2 separate regions of the Homo sapiens genome follow, and region 2 is linked to region 1. Evidence: chromatin loops called from intact Hi-C (ENCODE). Cell type or tissue: gastrocnemius medialis. All regions are shown on one strand. Links, peaks and the distances in the headings refer to the core of each region. The heading gives the core; the rest is flanking DNA.

Evidence for each region. Hi-C counts contacts between places; a loop is a spot of excess contacts. Peaks named below come from ENCODE experiments on the same cell type or tissue, not always from the same donor. Only the 100,000 strongest peaks of a DNase experiment are listed, where the experiment ranks them.
Region 2: a loop joins it to region 1, with 2.4 times the contacts of the local background. A loop is called at or near these places in 2 of 110 quality-filtered maps.

Annotation. Positions count from the first base shown.
Region 1 is chr16:24,971,810-24,987,508 of GRCh38, reverse strand. ARHGAP17 (Rho GTPase activating protein 17) reads left to right here. Exons shown (of 20, transcript NM_001006634.3): 2 at 8,504-8,543; 3 at 10,190-10,294. Among named protein-coding and RNA genes, the nearest start is that of ARHGAP17, 36 kb to the left of the region's middle. In gastrocnemius medialis, for the core only: no CTCF peak of the experiment used is centred there; a DNase peak (open chromatin) is centred at 6,938; H3K4me3 peaks cover 936 bases; H3K27ac peaks cover 8,000 bases.
Region 2 is chr16:24,740,864-24,756,562 of GRCh38, reverse strand. TNRC6A (trinucleotide repeat containing adaptor 6A) reads right to left here. Exons shown (of 25, transcript NM_014494.4): 3 at 5,750-5,837. Among named protein-coding and RNA genes, the nearest start is that of TNRC6A, 19 kb to the right of the region's middle. In gastrocnemius medialis, for the core only: no CTCF peak of the experiment used is centred there; a DNase peak (open chromatin) is centred at 8,122; H3K4me3 peaks cover 1,254 bases; H3K27ac peaks cover 8,000 bases.

The DNA of each region.
Region 1 (15,699 bases), core at 3,642-11,641:
CCTCTGAAATGCAAGTTGGGAAAACGTAGAAATCCCCCTTCTGAGTAAGAAGAATTTGGATTTGGGAAGTGATTAAAAAGGATTGAAGTTTCATGGGAAAATGGACTTCACTTGTACATAGATCAGGGGTCAGCAAACTCTGGTCTGTGGGCTAAATGCGGCTGCTGCAGGCTCAGAATGGTTTTGGCATTTTTAAATACTTGAAAACATTAAAAGAGGAACAGTAGTTCATGACGTACGATAATTAGGCAAAATTCACATTTCAGTGTCCATAAATAAAGGTTTATTGGGGCACAGCCAGGTCCGTTCATTTATACAATGTCTGTGGCAGCTTTTGTGCTGCAGTGGCAAGCTGAGTCATTACATAGAGACAGTATGGTCTGCAAGCCTGAAATGTTTATTGTTGCTGAACTCTTGGGTAGAGAACTGTGTTTATTTAGGTCTTGTCCCGAAATATGTTTATCAGTAGAGACCAGAAAGCAAACAGTGATTAAAATACTTCAGTGTTTTTGAGGAGGTGAGTGGATGGAGGTGCGTAGGTGCAGGAGGGACATAACTTCTGATTTCTTCCTGTCACCAGTGTCACCAGCACTGGGCTGTGCCTCCGCATTTGGACTGAATTATCAGAGGCAGCCACCCCTGTTCATTTTGGCAGCTGCTGCTTGCCTATGAGGCAGAATGTCGAGGAAGAGAAAATACACCTCCAGCCCAGCCTCACCCATCCTCAAAGTGATTCTAAAAAGTTAGCTATCAAGGTTTGCACCACATCCTGCAAGAGTTACTAATAGAGACCTGGGGTTGGCCAGCATTTTCTGTAAATGGCTGGATAACAAATATTTTGAGCTCTGCAGGTCATACGGTGATGTCTTTCGCAACAACTCAGTTCTGCTGTTGAAGCTCAAAAGCAGCCATAGATAGCACACAAATGCATGAGCCTGGCTGTGTTCCAGTGAAACTTCTGTAATACACTGAAATGTGAATTTCATAAAATTTTCATGTGTTACCAAATATTATTATTTTGTTTTTTTCCAATCATTTTAAAATAACCATTCTTCTGAGCTTTCTGAACATAAAAAATGGGCGGTGAGCTAGATTGAGCCTGCGGGTATAGTTTGCTGACCCCTGGTTTAGATAAACTAAGTGTAGGCCTTGCTAGTCAGGCCCTCTGGGTTTGAATCCCACAATCCCACTTATTAGTGCTGGGGTCCTAGGCAAGTTACCTTTCAAGACCTCACTTTCCTTATAGGTAAAATGGGGGAAATAGTGGTTCCTACCCAATAGGGTTGATGTGAGAATTAGAGTAGATGTAAGTGCCAGCCCAGTGTCTGGGGCATAGAAAGCACCCAGCAAATATGGCTGCTACTGTTGGCTATTATGAAGGCTCAAGTAGATCCCTACAGCCTTGGAGGAACCGTTTGTGATGTGGAGGTTTGACGGTCTTCAACTGTCTTCAGTCCACAGTTCAATTAGATTGAATATGAGGCTGGAGGGTTTGGTGGTGCTGCCTTGCTTTCGTGCAGTTAAGTAGAACATGGTATATCCACAGAATAGGTTAATGTACAGGCATAAAAAGGGAGGTGGTGGAGTTGTACATCTGTATTCTGACGTGTAAAAATGCCCCTCGTGTCTCTATCTACCTGTGTGCATCTGTGTGTGTGTGTATGGGTGTGCATGTATGTGTGTGTACGTATGTGTGTGTATGTGTGTCCTTTGAAATCAGCACTTCTCAGCCTTGGCACTGTTGACATTTGGACCTGAAGTAGGCAGAATAATGCTCTGCCCTCCCGAAACATGTCCAGATCCCCATCTCCAGAATCTCTGAATGTCTTAGATTACATGGCAGAGGGGGACTAAGTTTGGAGATGGGATTAAAATTTCTAATCAGTGGAAAGGGAGATTAGCCTGGACTAGCCAGGTGGGCCCAGTGTAATCACAGAGGTCCTTAGCAGTGGAAGAGGGAGGTCGCAGAGTCAGAGGAAGAGGTGACTGTGGCAGAGAGGCCCAGAGTGAACCATACTGGCTTTGACAGTGCAGGAGGAGGCCAAGGAATGCGGTAGACTCAAGAAGCTGGAAAGGGCGAGGAAGCAGATGCTCCCCTTGCATGTCCAGGAAGGCATTCAGCCCTGCTGCCACCTTGATCGTAGTCCAGGGAGACCTGGTTGGAAGTGCTGAACTCAAGAAGTGTGATATAATATACTTGTGTTGTTCAAGCCACTGAGTTTGTGGTGATTTGTTACAGCAGCAATAGGAAACAAATCCAGGGCTGGATCATTCCTTGTTCATAATTCTTTATATTATTTAGTGTGTGTGTGTGTGTGTGGGGTTGCATTTAGGATAGTCAGTAGCATCCTGGCCTCTAGCCTACAGAGACCAGTAGCATCTCCCATCATGACAACCACAAATGTCCCCAGACATTGCCAAATGTCCTCTGGGGACACAGTTGCCTCCAGTTGAGAAGCACTAGTTTAAATTTAGAAAACAAATTGGGAAGGATATATAACAAATTCGTAACAGTACCCTTTGGGATATGGGATTGGAGGAATGGCTTTCACTCCTCTTTTAACATAAAATTTTTAAAACTGGATTTTGCCTCCCCCTACAGACATTTTTTTTTTATTTTCAACTGTGGTTTTTTTTCCCATTTTATAAAAAGATTAACCTTGAAAGGTAATATCACATTTCAATTTTAGTCATTATGGATTTTACTGTGGAAGGCAGTTCTATACACCTATGGCTGCTTTTCAACCTAGTTTTATTGGATTTTGTTTGACATTGTGAATGTCCTTTTTCCCAAAGATGTGATAGACATCCATTCATTCATTCAGTGTGTATTTCTTTTTTTTTTTTGAGACGGAGTCTTGCTCTGTCGCCCAGGCTGGAGTGCAGTGGCGCAATTTCAATCTCAGCTCACTGCAAACTCCGCCTCCCGGGATCACACCATTCTCCTGCCTCAGCCTCCCGAGTAGCTGGGACTACAGGTGCCTGCCACTGCCTGGCTAATTTTTTTTTTGTATTTTTAGTAGAGACGGGGTTTCACCGTGGTCTCGATCTCCTGACCTCGTGATCCGCCTGCCTTGGCTTCCCAAACTGCTGGGATTACAGGCGTGAGCCACTGCGCCCGGCCTCAGTATGTATTTAAGTGGCAGGAAGGTGCTGAGCTTGCCGCTGGGGAGGAGTGATGACTTTAGAGCTCTCTCTCTGCCCTCATGGAACCTGCTGTCTAGCAGGGAGGAGGACGGTAGTGCTCATTGTTTGGAAGACCACAGCCTGCATTGATCGCGGGGACTTGAGCATTCGTGTCCATGGTTTGGGAGTCCCTGGCTCCCATAGTACATGTTTTATGAAGGAAACTACCAGAAATCCATGATTAGAGATGGAAAATATCAGACCAATTGGAAATTTTCCTTTGACTCTCACCTGGTCTGAGCATCTTCTGTCTTTTTGGTACAGTGAACTACTCCAGATTGAAAACATTTCTGTTTTCTCCTTGCCTGGCAAGTGAGCTCAGTGAAACATCCTATTAGCCACACTGCAGGGTTGGACATTGCCACACCAGGTCAAGGGAAAGTGGCACTATGAAGGCCTGGGCAGCACTGCTGCTTTGAGAATTACGAGGAGAAAATCTGTGCTTTACCAAAAAGTAAATTAAAGATCCTGCCTGGTATCAGCCTTGCTTGAGTGACTAGTAAAATTGCAGAATAGCTTCATAGGAAAAAACAAACCCCAGAGTAAAATGGCGAGTGGGAAGTTCCTTCCTGATTCGTATTGTTTTTCCAGTTGCAGACAGGAAACATTCAAGTGTGTTTTCAAGCCCAGAACGTTGGACACAAAGAAGGCTCTGACAAAGCAGAAAAAACCCATATACAAAAAGTTTAGGAACATGGAGCAAAATGTCTGATTCAAAACAATCTAGGCTGGGCGCAGTGGCTCACGCCTAGCACTTTGGGAGTTGGAGGCGGGAGGATGGCTTGAGCTCAGGAGTTTGAGACCAGCCTGGGCAATGTAGTGAGAATCCATCTCTATAAAAAAAATTTTAAAAATTACCTGGGCATGATGGTGCGCATCTCTCGTCCCAGCTACTTGGAAGGCTGAGGTGGGAGGATAGCTTGAACCTAGGAGTTCAAGGCTGCTGTGAGCTGTGATCAGGCCACTGCACTCAGCATGGGAGGTAGAGCAAAACCTTGTCTTAAAAAAAAAAAAATCTGGCCGCGTACGGTGGCTCATGCCTATAATCCCAGCACTCTGGGAGACCAAGGCAGCCAGATCGCTTGAGCTCAGGAATTTGAGACCAGCCTGGCCAACATGGTGAAACCCTGTCTCTACTAAAAATAGAAAAATTAGCTGAGCGTGGTGGTGTATGCCTGTAGTCTCAGCTACCTGGTAGGCTGAGGTGGGAGTATCACTAGAGCCCAAGAAGCAGAGATTGCAGTGATCTGAGATTGTGGCACTGCACTCCAGCCTGGGTGACAGAACGAGACCCTGTCTCAAAAAAAAAAAAAAAAAAAAAAAAAATATATATATATATATATATATATATATATATGATTTATCAAGTATTATTTTTTATGATTGGATCACTTTGTCTACTGTTTTTTTTTTGTCTATAGATGTCTTGACGAATTCAGTCTCTTGCCCCCTGCCTTGCTTTAATAAATTACAAAAACTCAACCAAAGATAACACTTCTCAGAAAAAACCAGCACATTTCTGTGGCCTACGTACATGGCCTATTGAATGGCCTATTGAATGGGCACCTTGGCCGATAGTGGAATAATTGCTGGACTTTCCATATCTCTGGTAAAGGTGAACACTGCAAAACAGTTCACGATAGGAAGCACCAAGGCTTGGACCAGTCACAGTGATGAGGGAGATCAGGTCATTTGGACCACATTATTGGAATAGATGGAGACAGTACCAAGGCCTGAAAATTAAGATGGAGAGTCCACAGGCCAGCAAAGAATCTTTGTGTGAGGGAGCCATTCCAGTTTGTGTATTATACTCCATAGTCATGATTTGTCACTTAAAAGTAATTCTTCCCAATTATAGATCACTTTTAATCTCTAGTTGGGTTTGGATTTTTTTCTACACATTTTTTTTTTGTTTTTTTGAGACAGAGTCTTGCTCTGTTGCCTAGTCTGGAGTGCAGTGGCACGATCTTGGCTCACTGCAACCTCCGCCTCCCAGGTTCAAGCAATTCTCGTGCCTCAACCTCCCAGGTAGCTGGGACTACAGGTGTGTGGCACCACATCTGGCTAATTTTTGTATTTTTAGTAGAGATGAGGTTTTGCCATGTTGACCAGGCTGGTCTTGAACTTCTGACCTCAAGTGATCCACCCACCTTGGCTTCCCAAAGTGCTGGGATTATAGGCGTGAGCCACCACCCCCAACCTCTAAAATTGATTTAAAAAAAAAAAATCTAAGCCTGCAAATCTAAAATTGATTTTATTAATGTAATATATATATAGCCTCCACAAACACAGGAAACAAAGGGGAAATTTCTTTTTAAACAGTACATTAACATTTTCATATAATATATTCAATATAGTTTTCAGCCTCCAGACCTTTTCATGTAAAGTACCTCTAAAGCAGAGGGTCCAGTTAATTTGAAAAAAATGGCTGGAAATACACTGATTTTCTTTACATTTTAGATACTCTGAGGTATGTTTTCTGTTGTGCATTTGTAGAGCTTGACATTGGACCAATTCTTTAAGTTAGGCACACTTCACCCCTGGCCATATCAATCAAGCATGCTACTTAAAAGTGTAAGTAACATGCTATTTTTAAAAAACCTCAAAACTGTGATTCATGTAGTTTAAAAAGTCAAATAATATAGTAAAAGACTTACCACAAAATACGGTGGGTTCACTCCCTACTCTCTGAGATTTCCCAACTCCAGAAGCAACTACTTTGAAATATTAACAGTTTATTGTGACATTTATTCATATTCATAATTATAAGTAATATGTGTAAACTATCGTTTGGGTTATCAAATTAGTTACTGTCTGTTGACTTTCTGTTCTGATAAATGAGGGTTTAGGGCCCTTTCCCTCTGCTTCTGCTCCCCCCATCCTTTCAATACAGTTATAATTTTTCATTGTATTACTATTTGATATTTATATTATGTCCAATCAATTATTTGCAGCTGAGCATACTAGTTACTATGACTATCTTTATGTTTCCAGTGGACTTTTTGTTTTTCCTGAAGTTAATACTTGCCTCGTTTTTATGTTTGCTTTATTTTCTTTGTGGCTGTTGCAGCACTGTGCTCATAACTGTTTAACAACTGCCAAGCTCCTATTTGAATTGTTTGCAGTTGTTTATGTTTTTGATTTCAAGTACCAGTGTGAGGTTACTGAGCAAGGAGTTGGGAGAAGATGCACATGGTTGGTTGGTCTGAGTTGGCTCTAGCATACCTCTGAGCTATTACTAACTTTCCCACATCTGCTTATAGCCCACATTGGGATTGTAGAGCAAGTTCTTCTCTTCTTCTGTTATTTTTTAAAAAATAATTTGCTCTGAAAAAGGACATATTTGTTCTGATTCTCAGGTTGAATCTCTTTTTTTGAACTTGTGAAAATTTTAATAGGCCTTGAGACTTCTCTGTGTATACTCGTACTTACAGAAGGAAGTCATTTTAGAGTTGAGGTGGATTCTGTGAGAGGTATACAGGGCCCTGTCCAGATTTGGGGGTTTTGGCTAGGGAAGAAAGGCAAAAGTTACCCATTCCCTGGTGGCATTTTGCTAAAGGAGGGATGAGGCATTGGCGAGAGGAATGGGGGCGTCTAATGGTGAAACTATGACGATCTCATGCCAGGTGTGTTCTTGCTAGGCTGACTGTCAGGTTTCTTTTTGAGTCTGGTTCTTTGACCTCATGGTCAGCTGGGGCCCTGCTTCCCTTCCCTAACTGGTATGACTACCTGTGTTTGGCTCTTCAGCAATGCCTGGCACCTTGCTTGCCAAGCAAGGTCTAGGGTAGCATATGTTGGCCTGTTGCTGGTGGAACCTTTTCATAGAGTTGAAAATTGGCTGCCTCTGGAAGCTGGGGCCTTGGCTTTGTCTCTAGGCCCTGATCCTCTGGCCCTGGGAAGTATTTGAGTCAGGTCAGCATTCCAGTTTCCTGCAGAAACTGGTGAGTGAGCCACCCTGTAGGCATCTCCAGGTTGACTGGGACAGTGCCATGATGACAAGTGTTAGAATCCCCCATGGCAATGCCCTGTTCTGGCTAACGTGCCATTGCCTTAAGTGTAGACTGGAGGAGCTGTGCGCTTCTTTCCCTTGCCCACAGTTGGCACTACTCTGAGCTTAGCAGCATTTCGAGGTCATTCTAGGGGTCTCATTTACTTTCTGGCCCAAGAGCTTTTCCTGCTCTTGCATTGGTTCCCGGCCAAGATCATACAATCCCTGTTCTGAATTTCCGGTTCATTGACAGCCTTCCCCTGACTCCCTTCACTGTTCAGAGCTGAAACATACTTTTTCTTTCTCTTTTAAAAATTTCCTTCACGCCAGGCGCGGTGGCTCACGCATGTAATCCCAGCACTTTGGGAGGCCAAGGTGGGCGGATTACTTGAGGTCAGGAGTTCGGGACCAGCCTGGCCAACATGGCAAAACCCTGTCTCTTCTAAAAATACAAAAATTAGCTGGGCGAAGTGGCACGTGCCTATAATTCCAGCTACTCGGGAGGCTAAGGCACGAGAATCGCTTGAATCCGGGAGGTGGAGGTTGCAGTGAGCTGAGATCACACCACTGCAGTCCAGTCTGGGCAACAGAATGAGACTCTGTCTCAAATAATAATAATAATAATAATAAAATAAAAATTATTATGGTCTGACAGTTGAGACTCCGCCAGCTCGGAATGCCCCCTTCTGATTGCTGGCCACCGTGTTGGTTTAATGGAAGGGTTGATGAAATTAGTAGTAGTTCAAAGCATAGCAGAGAAAGTTGTGGAAACACTTAGTTTCTTTTCAAAGTAAGGATGGAGAGGAAATTTGAAGGAGGAACTAATTGTTATTGTGTGTGGTGGTCTAGGCTTGCATCTTTGCATAACGTTTCTGGTTGTGAACTGAAGTTTAAGCTTCTGTAGAACAGTGTTTTCTCAAAGCCATGTCTCTAGACCTCCTGCAATGGAATTCTGAGCAAGGAGTGGCTGTTAAAAATGCAGGGTCTATTGAATTAGAATAGAATATCCAGAGGGACCTGGGAAATGGCATTTTATATCAGCACCTGCTGCCCTTGGTGATTCTGTGCCTGCTCAAATTTGAGAACCACTACTCAGGATCATTTGTTCTTGTTTTGGGCTGCTATTCCCCACAAAGTTTTGCTTAGTTATTTTTCTTTGGTTTTGCTTAAATTGCTCTCTGATGTAAAAATTGGTAAACTGCCCCTGCCAACCCTTCTAAATTTATTTCTGCCTGTTTTGCTTTAAACTCCAGGCTAATAATTATTAAATTTTAGGAGTTGCCTTTCATTTTTGGATTTCTAACTCTGAATTTTTAATTTTTCCCACAGAGCTGAGAAAACAGAAGTCCTTAGTGAAGATCTATTACAGGTAACAAAATATAGTCTCCTTTAAATGATCTGTTTAAAGGATGGAAAAAAATTCCTATGTGAGAATTGAGGCCTGTGGGCTTTTTTTTTTTTTTTTTTTAACCAGAAACAGAATAAAATTAATTAGTGTGATTTTGAGCAGGAAAGAAAACAGTTTTGTTGCATGATGATGAAAAGGGGATCTGAAACCCAGCTACCTGGGTTCGAATCTCACGTCTGCGCTGGTTAGCTTTGTGGCCTCAGGGATTTACTGAACTTCCCTGCGCCTCAGTTTCCACTTCTCTAAACTGAGGGAAAGGCCTTATCCACCTCACAGGTTGTTAGGAGGGTTTAATGAGTTAAGCAGGAACAGCACTGGGAACGGAGCCTGGCACGTGGTAAGTGCTAGATATTAGTGATCTATTATTATTACTGCCACTGCAAGCCACAGAGACTGTCTGTTTCTGACGTGAAACATCCCTTGATTTGCCCTGTGTTCTTCTGCCTTTTTTTCAGTCTCTGTTAGAGCAGTTGTGTGGCATTTCCCCAGGGGGCTGTGCATCCCAGCGGGGCAGAACCAGCATTTATTTGCTGTTGATTCTTGAATACCTTGCACAGGAACTCAGTAGACATGGGCCCTCTCAACGAATATTAAATGAGCACCTTCTGTTTCTGTGAAAGATAACGTCCCAGGCACTGGGAGAAATCAGTGAACAAAACAGATCCAGGCTTCTGTCCTTGTGGAGTTTACATTCTAGTGGAAATTGGAATCAAAATTAAATCATGGAATTTGTTCATTTTTTGCTTTTCTCTGGTGGCAAATGAATGTGGATTAGTTTTCTAATGTTTGAAAATCTGGTCATTGCAAGATTTGGGGAAGGTAATGTGGAATCTGCTCCTAAATCTCCCATTGCCTGCCAGCCCTGAGTCCTGGGGCTATGGGCTTGGATCTGAAGAAACGCTGCCCTTTTGAGAAAGAGGCACAGACCATCTCGATGCGTAAAATGGTTTGGGGTCAAATGTATTCTGTTTTGAATTTGTTGATTTATCTTTAAAATAGAAAGCATCCCAAAGGGCCTGCTCTCATTCTTCATGAGTCATCAGAATACACATTTTTGGCATTCCTTCCTGTAAAAAGCGGCTCTCTTTGCCATAAACAGCCATATTCTAGCAATAGTATTTTGGGAAGCTGCTTATGATGCGTGGGTCCCCTAAGTCAGTGTTTCTTATTGCTGACTGTCCATTCTGCTTTAGAGGTTTATTTAAAACACACACACACACACCCCAAACCCAATAAGGAATAATTTTGAAAACACAGATCTTGCAGTTAAATTGTGGAACGTTTATTTTGCTGCTTCTGTCTGATGTACATTGTGTGGAAGGCTCAGTTGCCATGAACTGGAGAGAGCTCTTTGGCATCTCTGGTTTTTTCCAGTTGGCAGTGGGTCTGGGCCCGGATCATTCATTTTCATTTCTGCCTGGTCCAACCTGGTGCTTTTCTGGTGCTGTAGTGTGTAAACTGACTGGCGCCACTCAGTGTGATAGCAAGGTGTAGCCAAGATCATCCCTTTTCCCTGCATGTAGATTCAGCCATGCTTTTCCTACCAGCATGCAGACACCACAAAAGAAAGAGGATGAATTTGTTCTCTTTTGTCTCTGCCTTGTCAGATTGAGAGACGCCTGGACACGGTGCGGTCAATATGCCACCATTCCCATAAGCGCTTGGTGGCATGTTTCCAGGGCCAGCATGGCACCGATGCCGAGAGGAGACACGTGAGTATCAGATGTGACTCAGACCCACAGTTCCTGCGTCTCTCTGAGGCTTTTCAACCCCTGGATTGGTTGGTTGTCCTAAGTGGCATCAGTGGATCAGCCTTTGGTGACTTCTATCACCAAGCACGCTCATGACACCTGCGTGACCATAGCATTCTTTTGTGTTTAAGACATCGCTGGGCTGGAAGCCCTCCTTACACGGAATCTTCTCCAGGTGCTTTTAAAAGCTCCACGATCATGTGTCATTGATAAGAGAATGGCTGTGTCGGTTATGCATCTTTTGCTGGCAGAAAGCGGAAAGCCTGTCTTAAATTGACATTGAAGTAGAAGTAATGTATTGGTTTGCTAACTGAAAAGTCCAGAGGTTGGGATGGACTTGAGGTCAGGGTTTATCTAACATTTTAGTAATGTAATGAAAAACCCAGTTTCTTTCCTTCTCTCTCCTGTGCCCTCAGTGTCTGCTTTGTCCCTAGACAGGCATCCTCATGATGGCAAGTTGGCTATTGGCAGCTTCTATGGGCTGCTTGTTCCTTGAGTGTGGCCAGTGGGAGTAGAGAGCCTCTCTCCCAGTAGTTCCCCTCCCCTCCCCTCTCGCCTCTTTTTCTTTTTTCTTTTCTTTTTGCTTCCCTTCCCTTTCCCCTTTCCCCTTTCCTTTCCCTTCTCTTCTCTTTCTTTTCTTTTCTTTCCTGACAGGGTCTCACTCCATGACCCAGGCTGTAGTGTGGTAGTACAGTCACAGCTCACTGCAGCCTCAAACTCCTGGGCTCAAGAGATCCTCCTGCTTCAGTCTCCCAAGCAGCTGAGACCACAGTACACACCACCATGCCTGGCTAATTTTTTAAATTTTTTTGTAGAGATGGGGATCTTGCTTTGTTACCTAGGCTGATGTAGAACTCCTGGCCTCAAGCAGTCCTCCCACCTGGGCCTTCCAAAGTGCTGGAATTACAGGCATGAGCCACCATACTTGGCCCCAGTAGTTTTTCTTGATGGAGTGAGAAAGCTGCTTTTTCCAAGCTCTTGGCAGATTGAAAGCGCGTTCCATTGCATTGATTTGTGTGGAGTTACATTCCCCGTTTTTGACTGTTTCTGTTCCACCCTAGTTACCATGGATAGGGGGTGAGGTGGGGTGAGGAGATGGGATGTGCCGATTGGTTTAAGTTAGTTTGGCCCAGACCTAGAGCATGGGCTGTGGTCCTACTCCTAGCTCATAGACTTTATCAAGGCCAGGGTAGATCCCTGAGAAAAATCAGGATACTAGTATAGAGAGGAAGAGGGATGGACTCTAGGAGAGCCATCCGGTGTCTTTTCCAAGGTCCACTTGTTCAGAGCGTTCAGTTCCTAGGTAGAGCCAGTGGAGCACAGCAGCCTTTGTTCATGAGGGAGTTCCATCCTTGCTTTTACAAGTCCCCAGCTTATGAGCATGCGGTAAACCTTAGACCCCATGCAACATTGAAGTGACAGTTTCGGTGACACACAGGGAAGCTATGATTTGGTGTATTGTCACCAGGTGTCTCAAAAGTGAGAACTATTAATAGTATGCAGATGATCTGTGTTACCCTTTTATGTTTCCTACAGACTTTTATGGGGCACCCTGGCAGCAGGGTTTTTCCACTCTTGCACAACAGTGAGGATTCTGCAATCATGTCTGTCATAGGAATGGAAGTTTGCATACACCTATGCTTCCACACTTGCCTCAAAGCTCTGTCCCTCGGAACCAGACCCAGCCTACTGGTTCTGCTTCCTGGAGCTCCTTGTCCTTCTGTTGCCTTCTTCTGCTCTGCTTACCCTTTTCACATTGTTTCATTAAGTTCTCTGCTTCTCTTATTCTCCAAGTCATATTCTCTGGGCCACCTCCTCTGTTCTTATGGCTTCTAACTGATGTGTTTATGCCAGTGACTTCTAAGCCATTTTCAACCAAGCAAAAAACTTCCTCTCTTAGATGTCTATTCTAGCATGCATGATCAGTTCTTCCTTCTGTGTTGACTCTCTGAATTCCATCCACCCTTTTATGCAGGCTGGAAACTGGGGGGCTTTCTTATATTCCTTGTTATTTTTTATTTTCAAGACAGGGTCTCACTCTGTTGTCCGTGCTGGAGTGTAGTGGCACGATCCCGGCCCATTGCAACATTAACCTCCTGGGCTCAAGCCATCCTTCGACCTCAACCTTTAAGTAGCTGGGACTACAGGCTTGCGCCACCAAGCCTGGCTAATTGTTTGTTTGTTTTTTTCGTAGTAGAGATGAGGTCTCATCTGTTGCCCAGGCTGGTCTTGAACTCCTGGGCTCAAGCAGTTCTCCCGCCTTGGCCTCTCAAAGTGTTGGGATTACAGGCATGAGCTACTGTGCTGGGCCTCGCTTTTATTTTATCCTCCAAACCCCATAACTGCCTAATTAGAAAGTCCTTTGATTTCTCTCTGTGAATATTTTAAATTGCTCATCTCCATTGCATCTCTACCACCTTGGCCTTAATGCAAGACCTGACTCCCTCTCACCTGGACTGTTGTAGTCACCTCCTGAGCTACATTTCCTGTCTGTAATTTCCTTTCCAGTCTGTCTTCAACCTGATCACCAGAGTCAATTTCCTGAAACACAAATCAACCCTATTATCCTCCTGCCTAAAAAAAAAAATCTTGGCTCAGTGGTTCTTAACAGGGACCAGAATTACACCCCTGGGGGCATATGGAAATGTGTAGAGACAGTTCGGTCATCACAGGGACTGGCAGGCACCACTGGCATTTGGAGGGTGAACCGAGATGCTAAGCATTTTTTGTTTGTTTGTTTGTTTTTTGAGATGGAATCTTGCTGTGTCGCCCAGGCTGGAGCGCAGTGGTTGATCCCGGCTCACTGCATCCTCCACCACCCGGTTCAAACGATTCTCCCACCTCAGCCTCCCGAGTAGCTGGGACTACAGGTGCACGCCACCAAGCCTGGCTAATTTTTGTATTTTTAGTAGAGACAGGATTTCACCATGTTGACCAGGCTGGTTTCCAACTCCTGACCTCAAGTGATCCTCCCTCCTCGGCCTCCCGAAGTGCTGGGGTTATAGGCGTGAGCCTCCGTGCCTGGCCAAGATGCTAAATGTTTTGTAGTGCCTGGTGAAATAGTTCCACACAGGAAGTATCTTAATGTTAGAAGTGCTTCTTCTGAGGGACACTGGCTGGTTCCCATTGCCTGGGATAAAGTCCACACTCTTTAGATGACTTAAGCCCTTTCTCAGCTGATTCCATTTCTCCTTATCAGCTTCATTGTCTCCTGCTGCTTCCCGTTCACACCCTGTGCCAGCCACATAACACTCACCAGTCCCCAAATATGTCACTGTCCCTCACAGTTCTATCTAGTTCCTGTTGTCTTCCTTGAGACGCAGTCCAAGACATATATTCAATAGAAACAAATATTTATCAAACACCTACTGTGTACAAGTGCTGGAGATATAAAATGAATGAAATGTAAGTTTTCATGGTCTCATGGGGGAGATACATACAAATGGATCATTATAAAACAAGATGCTCAATAAAACATGCACAGGGTTTTATGGGGGGCCCAGAATGGGTACCAGAGGAAGAGGGAGGTAGTTAGGTGAGGCTTCCTGGAGGAGGTGGTGTCTGCCCTATAAAGGAGGGAAATTAGTGGCAGGTGGTGGGAATATTCCAGGCAGCTGGGGCAAAGTGCTTGGCCCTCATTTCTGAAACCTAATGCTTTAGCTTTCCTTTTCCAACGTCAAACGAAAGTGCCAAAGACAGGGCTTTGAGGATGCCTACACTTTGCACTTGGGAAGAGGAGTTACCACAACAATGGTGAGAGAAGACTAATATGGAGAAAATTGCAGCAGTCTCCAGGGCTCTAGAAAACACAGGAGGAACCTCCCAAAGGCCTCATAACATGCTTCCTGCATGGGAAGAGGCAAGAATAGAAGGGAAGAGAGAGACATGAGGCAGGTGACCTTTGCAGCCCAGCCACCATTGACATGGCAGAACTGTCGTGGGTCAGATAAGATAGATTATTAGATTAGAGAATTATTTCTTTTTGTGCGATTGGCATGCATTTTACAAATTAAGTCTTTAGAGCATTTAAAATTCATCCCTGGCCAGGCATGGTGCTGCACTCCTGTAATCTCAGCACTTTGGGAGGCCAAGGTGGGTGGATTGCTTGAGCTCAGGAGTCGATACCAGCCTGTGCAACATGGCAAAACCCCGGAAGTGGGTTGCAGTGAGCTGAGATCGCGTCACTGACCTCCAGCCTGGGCAACAGAGCCAGACCCTGTCTTAAAAAAAAAAAAAAATTATCCCTGATGATAGAAAGCTGTTCACCTCTAGGAAGCACGAAGCCCTCCCTGTGGAGGAGTTCAGTGTTGATACTTGATTAATGAGCCCATATGTTAAGCAGAGTTTCCTTATTTATGTACATAGGAAACAAGATTGTTGTGGCTTTGGGGTCAGGTTAGGGAAACCACAAAACTATTTACAGCTGCCATCTTGAGTGATGCTTGTCAAAATAGAGTTTTCTATTATTTTTTTTCCATAGACTCCTAGAGTTCCAGAGTTGCACAATATATTTGTCTTGATTATTGCATTGATCTTTAATAGGTATTTAACCTCCTTTAGAAAGGCAGCATAACCAAAAGGTAGGAATTATCCCCTATTATTCTCATGTCTTCCTTGTCCAGAAATGGGGCAGCTGGGAATAGTCTCCTTGTAGTGCAGATGGAGCCCATTATTTATTTATTTGAAAATAATTTTGTAGGAAGCCGAGGTGGGAGGATTGCTTGAGACTAGGAGTTTGAGACCAGCCTGGGCAACATAGTGAGACCTTGTCTCTACAAAAAATTTAAAAATCAATAATTTGGGGAGAGGGGAAATGAGTAAATGCCTCTGTTTATTTTTAAATTTCAGCTTACTGTTTTGAATAGGTTCTACATTTACACGGTCAAAATTCAGAATATACAAAAGAACTTACAGTGAAGTGCCTCCTAGCCCATTTCCCCAGGCACCCAGTTCCCTCCTCCAGAGCCCCTGCTCTTAGTAGTTTGTTGTATAGCCTTGCAGAGATATTCTGTCCAGTACAAGCCAGTGCATATGTGATTGTATCAGATGGAGCCCTTTGGAGGCAGAAGAGGCAAGTGACATGTCAGGGGTGGACCCTGTGTTTTTAACATGAATGCCCTTTCTGCTGGGCAGGTGAAATTACATGGGATGCTGCAGAATTGAAAGCATTTTTTTGTTAGCAGATTATGACGTTATAACCAGCCCACTTGTAATTGCCAGGCCTCTCCTGAGATAAGCCATTGGCCCGTAGGGAAGACACTGAACAGAGGCCCGGGCCATCAGCACTCAGGTCTGACTTTCCTGCGTCTCCCTGGGATGCCTGGCCAGGCCACTTGACCTCCTTCGGCTTTGGGTTCCTTGACTGT
Region 2 (15,699 bases), core at 4,851-12,850, 230 kb after region 1:
CCTCATTCAGTATTCTGTCATCAACAGAGAATGGCCCCATGGAGACACCTAAGGTGTGTCTGCCCCTAAGAATCGGATTTAATGTATACAAGGAATGAAAGTAGTAGTATAGAAACCAAGAGCTCCTCATGGAATGGGAAGAAACGGAACTAAGAGTTCCACTTTTTTAAAACAGGTTTTTGCGGGCTGGTCTGGAGACCTAGTATATTATTCAAATTATTAAAAAGAATTTTCCAGGTGGGATCAGTCATTTTAAGAGTAATTGTCTGCACTATCCAAAACAACAGCCACTTGCCACATGTGGCTACCGACCACTGACTGAAATGTGGCTAGTCTGAACTGAGATGAGCAAAATACACACCAAATTTCTAATATTTGGTATTTTTAAAAGAACACAAGATGCCTTATTAAAAATACTTTATACTGACATGTCAAAATAGTAACATTTTAGCTATATTAGGTTATATAAAATATATTAAAATTAATCTGGTTATTTTTACTTTGAAATGCTCTGATCATTTAAACCCTCTGGGTCTCAGTTTCCTAATCTCTCAAATGGACAAAATAACTGTCCTGCTTACCTTTCAGGGTTATTATGAGGGTCAAATAATAAAATGTGAAAGATTTTTTTTGAAAAACTATACAACACTACTTCAAATGTGAAGTATCACTGTAAATCCTCTCATACAGATAATTAAAAGATTCTGGCCAATCTAGAAGCAAAATGATTTCCATTTTTAATACATTATTCTTTAAAAAAAAAATCTGAGCTATGGTTCCACCAGCAATGATCACAACTGCCTCCTTCATTACTGAAGACAGCAGTGCAGTGGCAGAGCACAGCACTCCACTTGCTTTGCCTGTCAGGCTCTGCACTGCTTGTCCCAACAACATGGTCCTGAAGCACACTTCGTTAAGACCTCAGGATCTAAAGCCTGACTGCCTACCTGGCTCTGCCACTTACACTGTGTGACCATGGTCAAATGTGTTAACTTCTCTAAAGCTTAGTTTCCTCATCTATAGAACTGTGGCAAAAACACCCACCTCAGAGTTGTAAGGTTAAAGGGATTTAACTCATATAAAAGCACTTAGGACAAAGCCTGACATATAGAAAGCATTCAGCAGACATCAGCTGCTGCTGTGGCGCTGGCGGCTGCTATCTTCAGCCTATCTGCCCATGCTTTGGCTCAGTATTGGCTCTCACTGTTGGAAATAAGCTGACTCTACATTCATCCCTTCCAGGTCTTGCTTTTCTTTTTTTCTGATCATCTACAATGTCTTAACAGTGCCAAGTATTACAACCTAACATTAAGAATAAAGAATTAATCTAGCTCAATTCACTGATTTTAAATGAGACACCTAGTGCTCAGAGAGCTTTCCTATGACTTAGCAATCAGCACTCAGTCTAGAATCCAGATCTGTTGAATAAAATGAGTTTTATAAAAGAGGAAAAGAGAAGTGTAAGGTGCAATGAGGGGCAAGACTGTAAGAGAACACCTAACTGCCCTCTATGAGAGCACAACTCAGGCCTGGTCATGTTACCACCAAGGTTACTGAGAAAATTTACTAATTAAGCTGCTGAATATGATCCTCAAAAATGGCAATAAAGCTGGAAGCTCTCTAAAACCTAGGTCTCATTTAAACTTGAATTTGGTATATTTAAGTCAATAACACCTATAAAAATCCCTTCAGCTCTTAACACAGTAACAGCAAAAAGCCCATGGATGTTGAAACATTCTCAACACCAAGAGATCCCAACTTGTATTGTTGCTTCCCCTCGGCCTTCAACGATTATATGCTTTCTAGGAACTACAATTGCATGCTTCAAGTAAAGGTTACACTAAACTACCCCTCTATAATTAACCTATTTCTCAACCTCTATTTTCCTCCTCATTACATTTCCCTTAAGATCCCTTGGAGAAATTTCTTCTAAAAACAGAACCTGGAGAGAAATCCATGGTAACCTACTGCTACTACTGTCACCCCCCTCCTTTTTTTAAAGTATGGAAACTACATTTCCATGCTCTGTCAAATTATTTTCTAAGCCCAAGAATCAGAAAATAATAGCCCTGGTTCTTAGATATGAAACAGAAAAGAGTGTTATACATAATCTTTGATGAAAAGGCTTTTCAAAAAATTTTAAGAACAAAAGTCATCGGTCTCCATATTAATTAGAAATGTATTGGGGCTGAAATACAATACAAATCACCCTGTTTTTAATGTGAAAAAGCTCTTTAAAGAATCTAAATATGTAAATTAATATTTAAATGATAGGATAATAAAAACTATCAAAACGAAAATATCGTTGTAAGGCTCGTCGGTGTCTAATTGTTTTTATAGGAAGTTGTGTTATCTGGCTTTTTATTTAAAATAGAAAATAACCCATGGTGTTAATTTTAAAAAAACCACAGTGGCTACTGGGGACCATTAAATGTATGCATTTTCTGTATTCATGGTATAAGAACCTATTTTATACCCTATTATAAAAATTATCACAATATATTATTTTCCAATTTTAAAGTTCACCTTTAAATGACAAAAAATAAAGCAAAGTATAAGATAATGTTCTGCATGAAAAGGATAAAGTCATGGCACAGGGTTTTGGCAAAGCACCAGCTGGAGGAGAGAGATTTCAATTATATTCCTGGTTCTGTCACCATGATAAAACCAAGGTCAATCACTTAATTCATTCTGATGCTTAGGTTCCTTATATTAAAAATGAACAAATGTATTAGAACAGATAATATCTGGCCTTTTTCAAAAATAAGAAAATATAAATTACATAAAATACTTTTTACTGTAGTGAGTTTATGTGCCAACATTTATATAAATGGGCCTGCCCACCTGGCTCATGTAGATATCTGCCTGGATACACCTGCTGGCTCCTACTAGCGACAAAAGACAAGTTCCAGGAAACCTGTCTTAAAAACCCTGTGACTCACAATTCCTCATATGGGCTATAAGTGTGTCATTTGGGGGTTTTCTTTTCTTTTCAAGAGCTATCTGGTAACACTCTATGGAAATACCAGCTGTCCTCACTTCACCGACAGGTTGTATTCAAATTCAGTTGTAAGCTGATTATTTGAAATTTGGAGAACAGTCTAATTTACAGTAGCGGCCTAGCCTGCTAAACTTAACATTTATTAGAGGTATTAAACCTTCCTTTATATTGTGTTCAGTGGGTAGATACTATGATGTGTCTATGAGACACACAGGAATACCCTATCAGTGCTGAAGATCTGGCAAAAGAAGGAAAAACTTCTTATATCCCTAAGCTTCTGATGATGGTTCTAGTAAGGACATGGTTGAGGTGAGAGACTGGAACCATGGGGTGAGACAGGAATGAAGTGGGCAACAGTATGAAAAGCTGTCACTTCAGATTTGGTGAGAAGTCAAATGGCACAATAATCACCACTCATGTGTTACAGGCTTATTTATAAGCTGCCTACACATAAGTGACCACTTATACTGACTTGGTGATTTAGAGATTTGATTATACAAGAATGTAAAGATTTACTTGTAACAATTAGAGCCATTGCTGTATATGTTACAACTTTAAAATTATATTCACAAAAATACAATATTTAAAGACATCATTCAAGTGACCCCTCCCTTTCTTAAAATTTCTCAGTAAATAGAATAAATTCCAAACAAATACGCTTATATATTGTCTTAGGCCTCTTCTCTAGCCATTTCACATACATTCTGACTTATCAGCTAATTCTTGAACTCCTTAGACACAGGGACCAACAGAGCCTAATTCAACACTCAGATGCTTGCCAAACTACTGAATCTACATAAAGTATATCCAACCATCCTTTTCAATAAACCTCTTAAGTTTCTTAGAAGCTCTTTTCATTGGGCAAATGGCCTTTCACACCATGGAACAAGAGTCTGATAAGCCTTTACCCCAACCTCAGACTTACAGAGGACACAACTTTCTCATAAGAAATCTCGAGCAATGACCGACCAGACTGCAAAGACTGTCCTACATAAACAGCCTCTGACAGAGGCCCAAGACATCCATCAATACCAAACCACGAGAAGCCTACCAAAACCCTAACCATGGCATATACCTATGCATCCCTTCCCAGGCACCCCTAAGAGCAAGCAAAAGGCAGGTGGCTAGGGCCACATCATCTCCTCTCATCTCATACTTAATTCTCCTCCCCTAATACTTGCTGATGACACCCCTAGGCTCAGGACATGCAGAACTGAATTATTTATCATTTCTCCTTTCTTTGTATCCCCTAGCCTGATTAACTCCTCTCAAATGTAGTCACTCATCTGGAACCTGCGAGTCAATCTAAGCTGACTCTCCCTCTATATCCTTTAAACAAATTCTGTGGATTACTTTAATAGTCCCTTCACCAGTATTTCACACTCTGGTATCTACCCCCTCTAAACCAATTCCACAATTTTCCAAGGTAAACATACTAAAATACAAACTTTTATGTCACTCTACTAAAACATTTTCAGCATTTTCCCCAAAGCCTTGAGAAAACCTCCTAGCCTTTCCTAGTTCAACTCTTCAGAGTTCTACCCTTGGTTCCCTCCCTTTCCCCCAAGCAAAACCCATCCTTTAATGCATACAGGCTACCAAGTATTTCTGAGTTTTCACTGTTTGGAATCCTTTTCTATTCTGCTCCTTATTCACCTAATTTCTACTCTAACGAAATTTCTCTGTCCCTCTGCCCCATTTCAGCCTGAGTTATGCACCTCTCTCTCTGTACTGCAACAGTTCCCCATAAATGCCTCACCTGCCATTTTTACAGCCTGTGTTTTCCCCTATTAAATAATGTGGACATAAGTATCTTGCTATAGTCTACATCCAGTTCCTAGCACAATGCCTGGCTCAAAAAAGGCATATATTAGAAATTAAAATAATTTTTCATTACAACAGATAATTGAAACAGTAATTTCACTAGGTTTTTAGAGCATTTTAATGTCTTGAAACCTTGACATAGTAGGAGATGAGTGCCCATTTAGCTAACTATTATCAGTTTTTAGTATTAACAATACTAATACAATTGTTTGGTATGTAACAATTAAATGGAAAATTTTTAATAATTACAGATTTTTTTAACTTACTTTGCATTGAATTATAGTTTCCTATACTAAATTAGCTAGTTTAGAATTCCCTTGCAGTAAACAATGTCCGAGGTTTATTTTAAGGCTAATGTACACTGCACACTTTAAAAATCAGCCCAGGTACTAAATAAAGAGGGAAAAAGAAACTGACACTTTACTTCCTATTATGTCTATTACATTTTCCTTTAATACTCTATTTCTGTATTACATATAATAACATCATCTCAATTCAACCCTCATTTAACAAAACACAAGGAAACTAAGGCCCAGAGAGGCTAAATAAAATCTAAAGTCACACCATTCTATGTGCTATGTGGGAGAGTGAGATTTCAAATACTCTCAACTTGGCTGCAAATTCCATGCTCTTCCCACTTATAAAATGATATATTATGAAACACCTAGGAACAGCTATTTGAAAGATAAAGATCCATAAAATGTACTTACCTTTGAAAAACTATTGACAAGATTAAATATGCATTAAATTGTACAAACTCAGCAAGTTACTTTATATGCATATTCAAAGACATTAAATATTAAAATGAATCTCCATTAAAGCTAAAACATTAAATCAAATAAATGCCTTCAAAATCTGTAAGAGTAATTTTTTTTTAATTCTATGTTTAAACTGCTTAATATAAATAGTTTACACACATACTACCTTCTTTTGAGCAGCTTCCTTCTTTTTCTTGTCGTCTTTTTTCTTTTTCTTTTCTTCCATCAACTGTTCTTCTTCTTGCACTAAATCCCTGAACCACACAGTTGCAATTAAGTTTCCCAAAATGTATTAAGAAATAAAAATAATGTTGCATACAGATTCATTTTCACTTTTTCACTCTTATTAGAAGACATGGCAAATTATTATTTTATCATTCATTGAAATAAAACACAACCTGCAACCTAACCCTAACTATATAGCCACTATATGGTACAATTCACTTTAATAAGCCACAAGTAGCACAGCTTTTATCTCAATATCATATCAAGGAAGACAACCTAAAATTAGCAAATTTTACATTGGGAAACAAGCAATTTCCTCCAATCCTAGAATGTAAACTTCATCATTTAAGCTGGAGTTACCTTGCTACTGGCCCCAAGTATCAATTAGTAGCTAATGGCAATGCCTGAGACCTCCCCACAATCCTCTCTCACCTAGGTTTCTGGAAGCTACCTTTAGTTTTCCTTGCTCTAAAAAGCTTTGTAAATATTTTTAGAATATAACTTATTAATAAATAGGTGATTTGTATTTCAGCATTACAACAATTTCATATTCTATCAACATTCCAAGGTATTCTATCAATTCTTGGGAAACAATAACGTACTCTTGTTTGTTCTGAGACAGAGTCTTGCTCTGTCACCCAGGCTGGAATGCAGTGGCATGATCTCTGCTCACTGCAGCCTCCACCTCCCGAGTTCAAGTGATTCTCCTGCCTCAGCCTCCCGAGTAGCCGGGTTTACAAGTACCTGCCACCATGCCTGGCTAATTTTTGTATTTTTAGTACAGACGGGGTTTCACCAAGTTGGCCAGGCTGGTCTCAAACTCCTGACCTCAAGTGATCTGCCCACCTTGACCTCCCAAAGTGTTGGGATTACAGGTGTGAGCCACCACGCCTGGTCTAATAATGTATTCTTCATATTAGTTTGTTTAAATTTTAAAAATCTCAAATGGTTAAAGTTGTCAACAGAACCTCTGGTTCAGGATTTCAAAGTGACAGACTGCGCAAATGTGTTTCAGGAAACAGGTTATTACCTTTCAGGAAAAAGGGTTATTACTTTTTTATTCTATTCAAAGCAAATGAATAAGCAAAAGCAAAAGCCACCCCACCCAAGAATAAACATAAGAGCAGTCTGAAATAGATGTTTTAGGCACCATCCTTTCTGGTGGAGCTCTAGAGAGGGTTCCAGAAGACCAGAGCAAGAGAGCATGAAGCAAAAAGACTGCCTAAGGAATAGAAAAGCCATAGCTACTCAACCCCACCCACTTCCCATCCAGATGCCTACACAGCCACAGATAGTAGCTGCTTCTAAATGCAGCCTCAAGCCAAAGAAATACTCTCTAAAGAAACAAAACCTTCCACAGGAGTCTGATAGGTGCTTGAATGGGTTTGGTTGTCCCAGAACAAAGCCCATCTTACTGGAGGCTGCTGCCACTCCCTCCATCACACTGTAAAGTAAAGCTTGCCAATCAACACCCTTCACACAGATCAGCCTTCCCATTCAGGGAAGGAGTCTACTGGGCAAAAAAAACCTTTGCAAAGGCGGAAGAAACTCACTCCGGCTACCTGTAGTCATCACCCTAAAGTCTAGACCCTAAACCTTCATTCATAATACCAACAACCAAAATAACCAGTTACCCAAAGAAAAGCATCACACAAAATGAAAATACCTAACTCTGCCCTGAGGAAGCTTTCCAGAGGGGACACTAAGAATATCAGGCAGGGGCGTGGTGGCGGGCACCTGTAGTCCCAGCTACTCGGGAGGCTGAGGCAGGAGAATGGCGTGAAACTGGGAGGTGGAGCTTGCAGTGAGCTGAGATGGCACCACTGCATTCCAGCCTGGGCGACAGAGCAAGACTCTGTTTCAAAAAAAAGGAATATCAGGCAGAAAAAGAGAGATTTGGAGATATGAACTAGACATTTTGGAAGCTGCACATTATTTATCAAGGCTGGAATGCATATGGCAGTAGGGATGTTGAAGAAGATAAAAGGAGAAAGACAAGTGCCTAAGAAACTGGAAGGGGTTGTTGCTATAGGTGCGCTGCAATGAGATTAAACAAAATTTAAGTTGGCTTTGCTGATGGAACAGACTGAGAGGAGATGCAGACACCGAAAAATGAAATGAATGACATTATGCACAATTGATAAAAACTTAGTAAAGTATAGGACTACTAAAATCAGCTAAAAGGATAACTGGAAGAAGAGTATGATAACTGTTGCTATACTTCGCTGTCATTTTGTTACAAGCAGAAGTGTCATGTGGCTAATGGAGTAACATAACAGATTCCTGCCAACTGTGGCCATGACTCACTCTCTTTTGAATTCTGTGTGCAGGAGGTAGTAAGACTGAACAAGCTCACTCACACTACAATCCCAGGGAAGTCAAGGAGCAAGAAAGCCACAGCATATGAGAGCAGCAGAGTAAAATCAGTAAACAACGGCAACTAGGTTACACCACTGTCATGTTACCTACCCTGAGACATGCAGAAGTCAAGATTAAAAGCTGATTACTAGTTAAAAATACTTAATCTTCTTCAGCCTCTGTTTCTTCATGAAAAAACTGGGGGCAAATGACCATACATGTCAATGTCTTAATATTTTTATAAGAATTAGGACTGCTTACTTAGCACAAAGCTTATCTAGTAAGCACTCAATTGCCTAGCCATGAATCCAACTCACCAGTCCTCAGTGGCACCCAAAAGGCTGTCTTTACCCTTCTTGTGTCAAAATAGCACAGGTACTTATTCAGAAACATCTAGCACCTTCAGCATTTGTTCTTCATGTTCTGCTGTGAATTACAGACATGTCCTTTTCTGATCTTCTATGTCACTATAATTTTACTCCATGTAATGGTCTCTATCTGGAGTATTTTCTCCTTTCTCAAACTTCATTTTCAAGACTTTCTGATGAGGTTACTAGCAAGTGTTTTCCTGGCCAAAAATATCCCCTTTAGTACTTAAAAGATGTACCAGACATTTCTTCTCAAGGAAATATCACAGTATCAGCCGATACTGTAAGCACAGAGGGGAGTAAGTTTTGTTCTTCAACACTATCATCACAGCCAACCAGTCATGCTTTTTCCCATATCTCCTCCTTCAGAGAAAGCCAACTGGAAAAACAACAACAACACCTGTGCCCAAACACGTCAGCTTCCAGGAGTTAAATGTTCATAGAGACTCACTTAAGACATCTGACTATATCATTTACCACAACTATCAAGAGGAGCAAGGACTGATGGATTTGAAAGGCCTAAGTGGGCCACCCTGTTTGATGCACCTGCCACCAAGACAACACTCCAGTTAGCAATCATCCATGCCCTGAAGGCTACTTTGCAGGATACCTCACATCTGTAAGTTCTATGAATCTACCTCGTTGTCTGTAAAAACCAGACTCCCCTTTTATCAGAACTTGACTTATGTCCTGCATCTCATGTATAAAGGCTTTGAGGTGGCCTGTAAAAGTCAATGCCACTGAGGGAACTTTCTAGGAAAATGGAAATGTTTTCTAACTTGATTGGAGTGATAATTACAAGGGTGTATACATTTGTCAAATCATTCACCTACACACTCAATGTTTGAATTTTACTGTATGTAAATTGTATTTTAAAGTTGGTTTCATACATTGACTAGGGGAAATGCAATATCTCGATCTGAAAAAACAAATAGATCAAGATTAGGATTCCACACAACAAATCAAGCTAAGCTTCAAATTTTGCCCGTATCTTCCAGTAGCCACTACAAATGATTTACTTGTACCGTTCAAGAATGCGTTTCTGGCCGGGTATGGTGGCTCAGGCCTGTAATCCCAGGAGTCTGGGAGGCCAGGAGTTTGAGAACAGAATGGGCAACATAGTGAGAGTCTGTCTCTATTTCAAGGGCCTATCAAGGGAGCAGGGTACACCTTGGAGGTAGAATGCCCCTTCCTACTCTTGCGCCTCCTGACACTTGATGGTCAATTTTTCCTACATTCCCAGCCCTGAATATCATTAAAATTAATCCCTTCTGAAGGGTACTCTTGTACTTGCTATCAGAAGTATGTATGGACTAGCACTAAGCTTCTGGTGAGCAATTTGGAAGTATCTATTCACAATGAATTTTTAAATGTCACTATCTTATGATCCATCAATTCAAATCTAAGCCTCTGAAAAAGGAACCGTACAAAGATAGACACCGCAGCATAAAATCATAACCAAAAACCAATCAATAGGGAAAAGTTAAATCATCCTGTAATCACACCAAGGAATACTACACAGTAATTTTAAAGTGGGGCGGGGAGTAGATTTCCATAGTGTACAGAACCAGCTCCCAATAGAAACCTCAAGCACTAAACTTCTTATTTATTTATTTAGAGACGAAGTCTCACTCAGTTGCCCCGAGCTGGAATGAGGTGGTGCTGGTGTCAAACTCCTGGGCTCAAGCAATCCTCCTACCTCGGCCTACCAAAGTACTGGGATTACAGGGGTGAGCCACTGCACTCAGCTAGGAAACATGATTTTTTTTATAGGAAAAAAATTCCTACAATTTTGTAGAAACAACTGAACACATCTGAAATAAGAAAACAAGCAAACATTTGGTACAGGTTGTAAACAAGATTAGTGAAGTAAGACAGGTATAAGAGCTGTTTCAACTGTGGAAGGCTTTATGGAGCAGTAAGAAGTTGATCTGGCTCTTGCAAAAGAGGCAAGATTTTTTAGGAGCACAGAAAGGTGTGGGCACAAGCGAAGTATGGAGACTTGTCAGCATGACAATTGCAGGGACCAGCACTGACTGGAATTGAAAAAGGGAGGGAAAATGTTGGGTAAGAATAGGCAATAAATTGGCAAAAACAAGGGTGAGAAGACTGTTGCGAAAATCTAAGTGAATGTGTAGTTCCCCAAACTAGCATGGTGGCAGTGAAAAAAGCAAGCAAAGAATAAATCTGAGATAACTCAAAATATCCTAACAATTAGCTGGGGGGGGGGGGGATGGTACATACCTGTAGTCTCAGCTACATGGGAGGCTGAGGCCCAAGAATCAACTGAGCCTAGGAGTTGGAGGCTGCAGTGAGCTATGATTGTGCCACTGCATGCCACCCTGGGCAACAGAGGGAGAAATGACAATAATGGGACAAGGGGTTAGGTGTCTCTATTTTGCTTTAGGAGACAGAAAACAGGAAGCAACTTTCCTGAGGGCCCAACTAGCCTATCAGTCAGCAACACACCACAAGCTAGCTCATCCTCACATAGAAGCCAGCTGTATGTTACAAGCTAGAAATAAAAATACACTTTACATCTTCTGCCAAAAAACATTCTGTTCTCCTACTTTCTCCCATGCAGATCCCACCTTCTTCTATTTCCTTCCAGTCTTCCTCTTTTCCCATTTGATTGCCACCCCCCATTCCTTTTCTCATTTTTATCCTCCTACCTAAATTAATCACCAAAACCTGTCTAGCACTACACAACAGGAAGTCACTAGCAACCTTCAAAACTATAGAATTCACCAGACAGTAGAGATGAAAACTGAACTGGAGCAAAAATAGGTAAGGAAGTTGGAGATTTGGATCGGTTTTTCAAAAGCTTCAGCTGTAAAATGAAGAGAATAGGATAAAATGAAGTTTTGCATATTTTTTAAAGTAAGGACAACTAATAGTTATCTGGAAGTGGAAAGGGGTCATCGTATTGAAGGGTGGGGAACATGCTATTTACAATAACTGACAATTATCTGCAAATACAGTAGTTAAATAAAATGGATATATCCATAAAATGGAATATTATGCAGCTGCAAAACAAAGGTCTCCTCTACACCCTGATGTGAAAGGATCAGGAAGGCTTAAAGTTAACTGGAAAAACAAAACAAAATCTAAGGCTCAGTGTGCTATCTTTTTGTGTTGGGAGGGATATGAATATATATATATTTACATGTCCTTGTACGTGCATAAAGAAATTCTGGAGACGTGTACATATACAAATTAATAAAAAATATATATTTGTGACAGAGTATGAGCACAAAAGAGGACAACAGACAGAGTGGCAGCAATGCTGTATATTTCTTAGCTTAGCTTTAGCTGGCATGTCTTCCCCTTAGGAAGGAAGGAGAATAGCATACAAACAGGTAGCAGTAAGGATCCAGATGACAGTATGGATCTCAAAAAGTGGGAAGTTGAGCTTGAAAGGGGCTTCCACTAGCACCATAATTTGAGCGATAAATTATGCTAATAAAAAATTACAAACAACTGAATAAAATAAGAACCCATGGGTCCATACTGATATGAATGAATGATTGAGTGAGTGAATGGAGAGAAGTACCAAATCTTACAGTAAAATATCAACTAATGTAAGAAGAATGGTTGACTTTAAAAATCACTACTTGGCCCTACTGGTTAAGGCAAGCACATTGATGAGAAAACAAGACATTTACGTACTCTCAAAGTATCTCCCAACAATAGTGTTATTAATTACAAAGGGAAAAATACTAACTTTGCAGTGATGAAACCCGACAGAGACCACCTCACCCAAGCAGTTGAAGTTAACCATCACCAATAATGGGATAAAAGGATATCAGGCATCTCCTGACATGATGTACTGAGAACACCACATCAATTCTGTACTATTCCTGCCAAAACTGCATAACCTGATCAGGTCATAAGGAAATAACGGACAAATACAGACTGAGGGACATTCTACAAAGTAACTAGCCTGTATTCTTTAAAAATATCAAGGTCCTGAAGAGCAGAAACTAAGAAACTTCCAGAATGCAGGCAACTAAACAAACATGAAAACTAAATGCTACTTGTGATCTTCGATTGAAGACCTGACCAAGAAAAAATAGATTTCGTTTGGCTCTAAAGGGAATTATTGAGACAACTGGCAAAATCTGAGTAAGATCTGTAGATCTGCTATTAAGACTGTGCCAATGTTACTGTGCCCATTTTCATAATGGTACTGTAGTTACCAAGAAAAGATCTTTGACTAAGTGTTTAGGAGTAAAGGGGTATCATGTCTGTAAGTTACTCTTAAATGGTAAAAAACAGTATGTATAAAAAGAGGGAATAAAGTAAATGTGATTAAATGTTAATGTTTGAGGATTAAGGGTTAAGGATATTCAGAAGTTCTTTGTTCTATTCTTGCATTTCTCTACATCGGAAATTAACTCAAAATAAAAAGCTCTGCAGGTGGCTCATGCCTGCAATTCTAGCACTTTGGGAGGCCAAGGCAGATTGCTTGGGCCCAGGAGTTCGAGACCAGCCTGGGCAACATGGCAAAACCCTGTCTCTACAAATATATAAAAATTAACTGGGTGTGGTGGTGCATGCCTGTAGTCCCAACTACTCGAGAGGATGAGGCGGGAAGATCACTTGAGCCAGGGAAGCAGAGGTCGCACAGTGAGCTAAGATCATTCCACACTGCACTCCAGCCTGGGTGACAGAGTAAAGCCCTTTCTCAAAAATAATAATAAAAAATTAATTAAAAGCTCAGATTGAGGAAAGTTAGTGAGTTTAGAAACTTAGAAAACAATAGATACTCCACCATAAGGACAGAAACACCTACAATTTACAAAGTACTCTGAGATATTATCCATTTTGAACTCACAACCCTGAAACATAGCACTGGTATTATTCCCCTTTGACAGTTAAAGAGATTGAGGATCAGAAAGTCCTAATGACTTGTCAGATGGTACAAGGCTGTGGTAAGGCTGACCCAAAACTCAGTTTGCTACATCTACCCACCCAAATCCTACTCTTCTTTTAAGGCTTAATTACTAGTCCCTTCATGATTCTTTCCAATCCAAACAAACCTCATCCTTGACCTCTAATTAAACAATACTCATTTTCTAATTATTTTATTTTATTTGAGACAGCATCTCGCTCTGTCACCCAGGCTGGAGTGCAATGGCTCGATCTCGGCTCACTGCCACCTCCGCCTCCCTGGTTCAAGTGATTCTCCTGCCTACTTGTACAATACTCCTGAGCAGCTGGGACTACAGGTACCTGCCACCACACCCAGGTAATTTTTGAAATTTTTAGTAGAGACAAGATTTCACCATGTTGGACAGGCTGGTCTCAAACTCCTGACGTCAGGTGATTCACCTGTCTCGGCCTCCTAAAGTGCTGGGATTACAGGCGTGAGCCACTGCGCCCAGACATTTTCTAATTATTTTAGATGTTAATCTCACTCTTCCAAATAGGACTAATTACTGCTCTGGAGACAAAAAACAGTCCTACTTGTACAATACTCCCTGTCACTGGGCACTCTAATTAGATTCCAATTCCTGCTTCCTTGCCTTTACTAACACTGTAACACCAACACCACTGCCAAAAATGCACTCTTTTAATTCTTACTCTTATCCATATGTTACTTTTCCTTTAAGGACCAGTTCAATTCCAATCTATTCAAACAAGCATTTCCTAGGCAGCATAGCATGCAGTGAAGACCCCTGGGTCCAAATGTCAAATAGAAGTGGTCTTAAACCTCAATTCCACCATCTACGTGTGTAACCTTAAGCAATTTATTTTATTTCTCTGAAGCCTTCATCATCTAATTTATGAGACGTCTCAAACTGTACCTCCCTCAATGGGTGGTTGTGAAGATTTAATTGGGTAATGCAGATGAAGTACTTAACAGATGCATGTAAAAAGTGTACAGTGGGACTAGGTGTGGTGGCTCATACCTGTAATCCCAGTGCTTTGGAAGGCCAAGGTGGTAGGATCACTTGAGGCCAGGAGTTTGAGACAAACCTGGGCAACACAGCAAGACCCTGTCTCTACAAAAATTAAAAAATTAGCCAGGTACAGTGGCACATGCCTGTAGTCCCAGCTCCTCAGGAGGCTGAAGCACGAGGATCACCTGAGCCCAAGAATTCAATGCTACAGTGAGCCACGATCACGCCACTGTATTCCAGCCTAGGCAACAGAGCAAGACCATGTCCCCCAAAAAATAAATAAATAAAATGTAAAAAGTGTACACTAATTGCTAGCCATGAGAGACTAGGCACAAAGCACTGCACTAAGCTAAGGTTAGGATGCAAAGAAGGTTGCAACCAAAGGAGGAAGTGCATACAGTAGAAAATAAAACTGAATACATAAAAACAATTATTATTGTACAATGCAGAATTAGGTGGACGCAAAACCAACAGCTAAAGGTCCCAGATTGCAAACCAGAGCAAATCAGGTACCAGGTACCAAAAGAGAACCAAGGTATCAAAAGATAAATCTATAGGCCAATAACCCTTATGAATACAAACATAAAACTCCTCAACAAAAGACTAACAAACCAAATCTAGCAACAAACAGGACTACACAAAGTGGATTTATCCCAGATATGCAAGGGTGGTTTAACATGAAAATCAACGAAATACACCATGTTAATAGAATGAAGGACAAAGCTACATGATGATTTCAAGAGACACAGAAAAAGCATCTGACAAAATCCAGTATCCTTTTACAAGACAAAAACACTCAAAACAGGAATAAAAGAAAACTTCCTTAACCTGATAAAGGCCCACAGCTCACAACATACATAATGATAAAGACTGCATACTTTTCCTCAAGATTAGGAACAAGACAAGGATGTCTGATCTTGCCACTTCCTATTCGACACTGAGCTCGAGGTTCCAGTCAGAAAAAAGAGAGTGCGTGTGTGAGTAAGCATGCACGAAAATTGGAAAAGAAGATGTAAAACTGTCTCTATTCACAGATGACAGGCTCTTGTACACAGAAAGTCCTAATGAATCCAGATACATAAAGACTACTGGAACTAATGAACATGTTCAGCACAGCCGCAGAACACAGTATCAACATACAAAAATCAATTGGCTGACACACGCTACAATATGGACAAATCTTGAGGACACTATGCTAAGTGAAATAAGCCAGTCACAAAAGGACAAACACTCTATGACTCCACTAATGAGGTATCTAG